Regions from separate parts of the Homo sapiens genome. Here region 2 is linked to region 1. Evidence: read pairs that join two places in POLR2A ChIA-PET (ENCODE). Cell type or tissue: A673. All regions are shown on one strand. Each heading gives the region's core, and the rest is flanking DNA. Links, peaks and the distances in the headings are about the cores only. Region 1 holds the start of CELF3 (CUGBP Elav-like family member 3). Region 2 overlaps RORC (RAR related orphan receptor C).

Region 1 (2,900 bases), core at 237-2,736:
TGCACACGCACACACACACACACCCCTACCCAGCTGCTTATCTCCCAAACCAGCTCTCTTGTCCCTCCATTCTTTCTTGAGTTCATCCCATGACATCAACACACCCATATGTCTGGGATCCACATCTTTGCAGCCGTCTTGACAACTCTTCAGCCAAAAGAGGCCCTCCTTAGTCCTTCACCGGGGTTTCCTGATCACTCTAGCTGAGTTCTTTTTCAGCTCCTCCATCCACTTTCCTCAGGCCTGAACTCTTCTCCTTCCACATCAGCCCTTCCCAGCCGCTCCACCCCTCCAGCCTGGCTTAACTTCCCCCAGCCTCCCAGCCCACCCCGAAGCCTCTTCAGCCTGCCCGACCCCTCACCCTTGTGCAGCCCGGTGTACTTGTCCTTGATGACAGTCAGCTCAAAGATCCGACCAAACTGTTCGAAGATGGGCTTCAGGTCCTTCTCCTCCAGATGCCTCGGGATCTGCCCCACAAACAGCTTGATGGCATCCGGCTCCTTCATTGAGGCGGCCCAGGAGGAGGGGCCGAGGGGAGCAGGGAGAGGCCCAAAGGCCAAGGGGAGCTGCCCAGCAAGGAGATAAGTGGTGGGGCCCGGGGGCCCAGCTGGGGCTGGCTTTCCCTTTGGCCCCCAACCACGCTGCTAAGCAGAGGGGCGGCTCTTCACACAAAGGAGGCCCAGGGAGTTGAGTGCTAGGGGTCAGGGGTCTAGGCAGACGCTGTCATGCCACCAGGGGGCATCGCCTAAACAAACGATCTCCCTCCCAGAGATCTGGCAAATGTCCCAGGATGGGGGTGAGTATGGCCAAGACCTGGAGGGTTAGGTGGTAGCCGGGGGTGCTAGGGCTTAGAGGGCTGGGAACTGGGAGTTGAGATGAGAGCTGGAGGCGGGGAAAGGGCCTGAGGAGGGTGATGGGGAGGAGACTGAGGGGTTAAGGGGCCTGCTATGGTTGCCAGCAGCGTCAGTAAGGGGGGCCCACTCCTGATGTGGGGCAGGTGAATCTCTCGTTGGCTTCCCTGGGAGGACACCTCCCCTGTGGCGGATCCTTCTGCTGGGTCCGAAGATCCCTGATGCCAGATGCTTGATCTCTGATGGCGGCAGGGCTCCAGGGGTCCCTTTTGCCCTGCCGCCCCCCTTCAGGTCCTCCCCTCAGCCCCCCTCCCACCCCCACCCCAGTCCCCGGGCCTGGGCTGCTGCCGGCTGCTCCCGCCGCTGGGGCTGCCTGCTTTCCCGGTCACCTGGGTCCCGGAGCTCTGCTCTCCGGCCGCGCTCTCCTCAACAAAAACCTCCCCCCTCCACACCCCCCTCCCCACTCCCACCTCCTTTCCCCTGACATCAGTGATGTCAGTCTCAGGGGTCGAATACAAATTCTCTACCCTGGAGAGGGACGCACAATCCAGGCACGAGCCACGCCCTCTTTCTATCTCCATCCTCCCTGACTCCCTTCCCGCCCCCAGAAGAGCAGCTGGTCCTGTTGATAATAACCCTTCCCCCATCTTACTCCCCAGTCAGGAGTTGGGCAAAGCACTAAGATGGAGAATTTATAGAGGAACCCTAAAGTGGGGTCCATTGTTCCGGGGGCTGGAGCTGTCCCCGGTGCTGGAAGACTCAGCAGATGGGGGGTGGCGGGGAAAGAGGGGAGCCCGGCATCTGGGGAGCCCCAAGAGTAGAGAGTCAAGGAAAGAAATCAGGGGAAAGAAAAATGAGAAAGGACGGTTGCATAGGCTGAAGGGAAAGGAGATATAGATGGAGAGGGAAGCAGGTCGCAGAGTCTGGGGGAAAAAGAAAAAATGCAGAGAGGAAAAATGGAAAGGGACGTGGAGAAGGAGGAGCAGGATGAGAAGAATGCAGAAAGAGAACTGTATATTTTCCAGAAAAGGAACCAAGAAAAACGATAGCTTTCTGGCATTTGCCGATGCCCCCTTCTCTCCCTCTGGGGGGTTTGTGTGTATAAGTGCGTGGGCAGGGAGGCCGCGGAGGCGGCGCCGCGGGCGCTCTCACTTGTAAGCTCCTTGAAGACCAGGACACCGTTTAATTCAGCATCTTACTGTTCACAGTGTCTAGCACCCTGTCTTGCTCATGCGTAGCAGGAGCTTAACAAACACTCCATGCAAACAACCTCTGACAACAGTGGATTCCTGATTCCTTCAGTGGGAAGAACCACAGCTGTCAAGCTTCCCCTTAGGATGCAGAAACCCAATTACTCTTTCCTTTGCTTCTTTCTTCAGTTGGGTTCTTTGAGTTGGACTCAAATTGAGCCAGGTAGCACAGAAGAGCAGGGGAGGCACATTCGGGGACCATTGCTCCCCTGACCATGGATACTTCTATGGATGATTGGCAGGCTCCACGATCTGGAGGGAGCGTGACCCCTCCATGCACTGGGCCCACTCAGAGCACGCCCTCAGTGCAGGGATTATCTGTGGACATCAAACCTTGTCAGTGGTGGTAGCCCTTGCTTTCTGTCAGTGCTCAGCAACGGGGGCTCTCCTGGGGCTCTGGGCTTTTGTAGAGCACCCTGTCTTCCTGTCATTCCCTTCTTCTCCCCCGGGGTAGGGCTGCTGTTTCCACAGAGGCACTCGTGTCTCTAAACTGTGTCCCAGCTGAGTCCCAGGGGCCTCCATTCCTGAGCTATCACGGCAGGCAGGCTTCTCTTCTGGAAGGGAAATAATAGTAACAGCCAGTGCTTACATGGCTCTTACAGTGTCCCAGGCTTTGTGCCAAGTGCTTTATATTTACTAACTCCTAAACCCTCACCACCCCCCTATGATGTAGATTTTGTCATCTCCAAATAGAGAGGAGGTAACCAAGACACAGAGCTGAAATAACTTGCCTAAAGCCATGCAGCTAGAAAGAGGTCTAGCTGAGACTGGAGCCTGGGCAGTCTGGCTCCTGAGTCCA
Region 2 (2,900 bases), core at 136-2,635, 100 kb after region 1:
TCTCTAGCCTTTAGGGAACTTATGCTCAAGACCCCGTCCACCTCTCACTCTTGTTTGCTTCTGGGGTCTGTCCAGTCTGCCATTTCAATCTGCTAAGCAAAATCTTCTAAGTTCTAAATCAGATTTGAATCATGGCAGAATTCAAGCAATGAGTCTAGGCTGGGGATTCTGGCCTCCAGATCTTGGGGCTGGGGGTGGTCGAGCAGAGGGCCTCAAGCTGTATTGGGGTCACCTCGCCTCTTTGGGAGGGTCGGAGGAAGAGGAGAGCTGAGAACACAGGTCTCCCTGTGGTCAGGCCTGCAGGCTCCCTGGTGACCTAGATACTCACCACAGCCCAACCCGGGCTCCGCGGCTTGTTTCTGAACATCCTCTTCTGCTCTCTCTTTCCTGCCTTTTTACTCCCCCCGCCACCCCTCCCAGGTGTAGGGGCACAGCCCCTCGCCCCGCCTGCCCCTTTGCACCCCTGCGTGCTTCCTTTTGCTTTGTTATTTTGGGCACTGAAAAGTGCTGACGGGCTCCTTCTGGCTCCTCATCACCTCATGCCCCCCCAGCTCCACCCTAGGCTCCTTCTGTGGTGGTGGAGGTGTGCAGGGAGACTGGTGAGGAGGTGGTGGGTGAGGAGGGTGGATAAGGCACCAGGAACACCAGCCCTCCCCCACGACCACCCTCTGGTTGTTCTCAGGCCAATTCTGTTTCCATTCCTGGCTATAGTCCTGTGTCCAAGTATGGGAATGGGGGATTAGAAAAGGAGATAGAGCTAGAACTACAACAACAGGGTAGCAGGGGAAGGTGCCAGAGCTGCATGGGAGCTGGGCCAGAGGGCAGCAGAGTGAGGAGAATTCGTTCCAAGTAAGAAGAGATGAAGAGGTATGGGACCTTGGAAAGAGGATGTTTGTTCTAGCAAAGCCTAAAGTTGGGGACTCCAAAGAACTTTGATGGGGGTGACCCATCCATCCCTGGAGGGGAGGAGACAAGGGGTTGTAACGGGGAGGAATGGAGAGGAGACCAGAGGATGGGCCGTCTTGCAGGTTAAGCCTTGTCTAGCTCAGCAGGCCAGGCTGCCCCTCTGGAGACACCAGGAAAACCCCAGGGGGCTGTCGACTTGGCCTCACCATCTCGGGACATGCCCAGCGCCAGGCATTTCTGCAGGCGGCAGTGCTGGCATCGGTTTCGGCTGGTGCGGTCGATGGGGCAGTTCTGCTGACGGGTGCAGGAGTAGGCCGCGTTACAGCGCTGGCTCCGGCGGAAGAAGCCCTGGGGAAAGCAGGTGGAGGGCAAGACTGCTTATCCTGGTCAGGCCCAGCTCACTCACAAAGGCCTCCAGCCCACAAGCTCTGGCAGCTTTTCTACATCCCACGACCTGTCAGTTTTCTCTCTCCTCCATCTATTTGTGTAATTGCAATTTATCCTGTAGTCATTTCCCCAGCTTAAGACAGGGCCCTGCCAGTGTTGAGGGCCCTGCAGGAAGGCGCTACTCAGGCATTTTCCTGGCTGCCCAGGAGATCATCCCTGGAGTCAGAACAAAGGCCATTAACCCCCTTGTTTATCTCTAAGGAGACACTGTGTGTGTGTGTGTGTGTGCGCGCGCGCGCGCTTGTGTATGCACACGCACACATGCATGCATACACATGCCTATGACTCACCTTGCACCCCTCACAGGTGATAACCCCGTAGTGGATCCCAGACGACTTGTCCCCACAGATTTTGCAAGGGATCACTTCAATTTGTGCTGGAAGAGAGAAAGAGAAGTAGGTCAGCCCAGGAGGCTTTTCTGCATTCAACCACCATGTACCTGGGCTGCAGATACAGGTACCTGGTGCTTCCACTACTTCTCCAACCAGCTCCAGCTTGCTGTTTCCCTCTTGCAAAATGGAAGGGGAAGTGAAATGCCAAATGCTTCTCAGCAAAGGGTGTGAGGAAGCTGTGTTTGTTTCACAGAGGAGGGGAGTGTGGAGGGGTGGCCGGGAGTTGTATCAGTGCTATGGAGGCAGAGAAAGCAGCTGCAGAGGGGCCACCTGCTCAGCCCTTCGAGTTGAAAAGCTCCAGTTGCCTCCCTCCCGCCTTGGGACATAGGACTCCTCACGGCCTCACAACACCTGCTTCCCGCCGAAGGGGCTTCCTCTGTGCCTCCCTCCCTCGCTGGGGCTCAGCTCCCATGGGCAAAGTGTAGGGTATAGCAGGAAGATGTGGTACACAAGGGGTGGGGGATAGGCAGAGATGCCAGTCCTTCCCAGCCAGACAGTGAAGGCTCAGGGAGGTGCTATACAGAGACAGGGTGAGGGGGTGGCAGGGAGGAACCCAGGAAACGGGGGCTCAACACCCCAGCTCTGCTGGATGCCTGAGAGCCTAGGGAAAGAATTAGCCAGGGCTCTTAGGCTCTTGGCCCCAGAGCAGAGAGAGGGTGGCTTTGTGTACATCCGTGTGTCTGAGTGTGAACACTTATGTTTGTACAAAGGCATCTGTATCCATTTGTGTGAACATGAATCATCAATGTTAAAAATGGCTGAGACTAGAGACCATCTCATTCAACCTCTTCATTTACCGATGAAGGACTAAGCCAGATGAGGCAAAGCGGTTGGGCCAGGGTCATAGGCTAGTTTGCCTGAGAGCTGGATCTACATCCCAGTTCCCCTGAGCTTTCCATTATGCTGTTCTGTGTACCTGTCTTTTCGGGTACACATTTCAGTGGGCATGTTTGAAGGTGTGCTTGTGGGTGTGCATATGCAAGAAAAGTATGTGTCATTTGTGAGCCTACGACATATCTGGTTGCTCCTGCGTCCACACGTGCATATTTGTATGTTAGTGTCTGCTCATGGGGCACTAGGACCCCGGGTTCTCTCTCCCACTGAACTCACTGTAACCTGTACCTGCTTCCCTACCCCTGTGGTTTGCTGCTGGCC

The links. ChIA-PET counts read pairs that join two places held together with the same protein. Peaks named below come from ENCODE experiments on the same cell type or tissue, not always from the same donor. Only the 100,000 strongest peaks of a DNase experiment are listed, where the experiment ranks them.
Region 2: POLR2A ChIA-PET joins it to region 1 with 7 read pairs; 4 of 35 experiments call an interaction of 5 or more read pairs at or near these places.

The regions. Positions count from the first base shown.
Region 1 is chr1:151,715,515-151,718,414 of GRCh38, forward strand. CELF3 (CUGBP Elav-like family member 3) reads right to left here and starts at 1,289. Exons shown (of 13, transcript NM_007185.7): 1 at 362-1,289. The coding sequence starts at 506. It also overlaps a transcript of RIIAD1 not described here. RefSeq lists an enhancer at 1,219-1,513. In A673, for the core only: a CTCF peak has its summit at 746 (motif pointing right); a DNase peak (open chromatin) is centred at 1,467; H3K4me3 peaks cover 284 bases; H3K27me3 peaks cover 2,008 bases.
Region 2 is chr1:151,815,552-151,818,451 of GRCh38, forward strand. It overlaps RORC (RAR related orphan receptor C), which reads right to left. Exons shown (of 11, transcript NM_005060.4): 3 at 1,644-1,729; 4 at 1,113-1,254. Among named protein-coding and RNA genes, the nearest start is that of LINGO4, 12 kb to the left of the region's middle. In A673, for the core only: no CTCF peak of the experiment used is centred there; no DNase peak of the experiment used is centred there.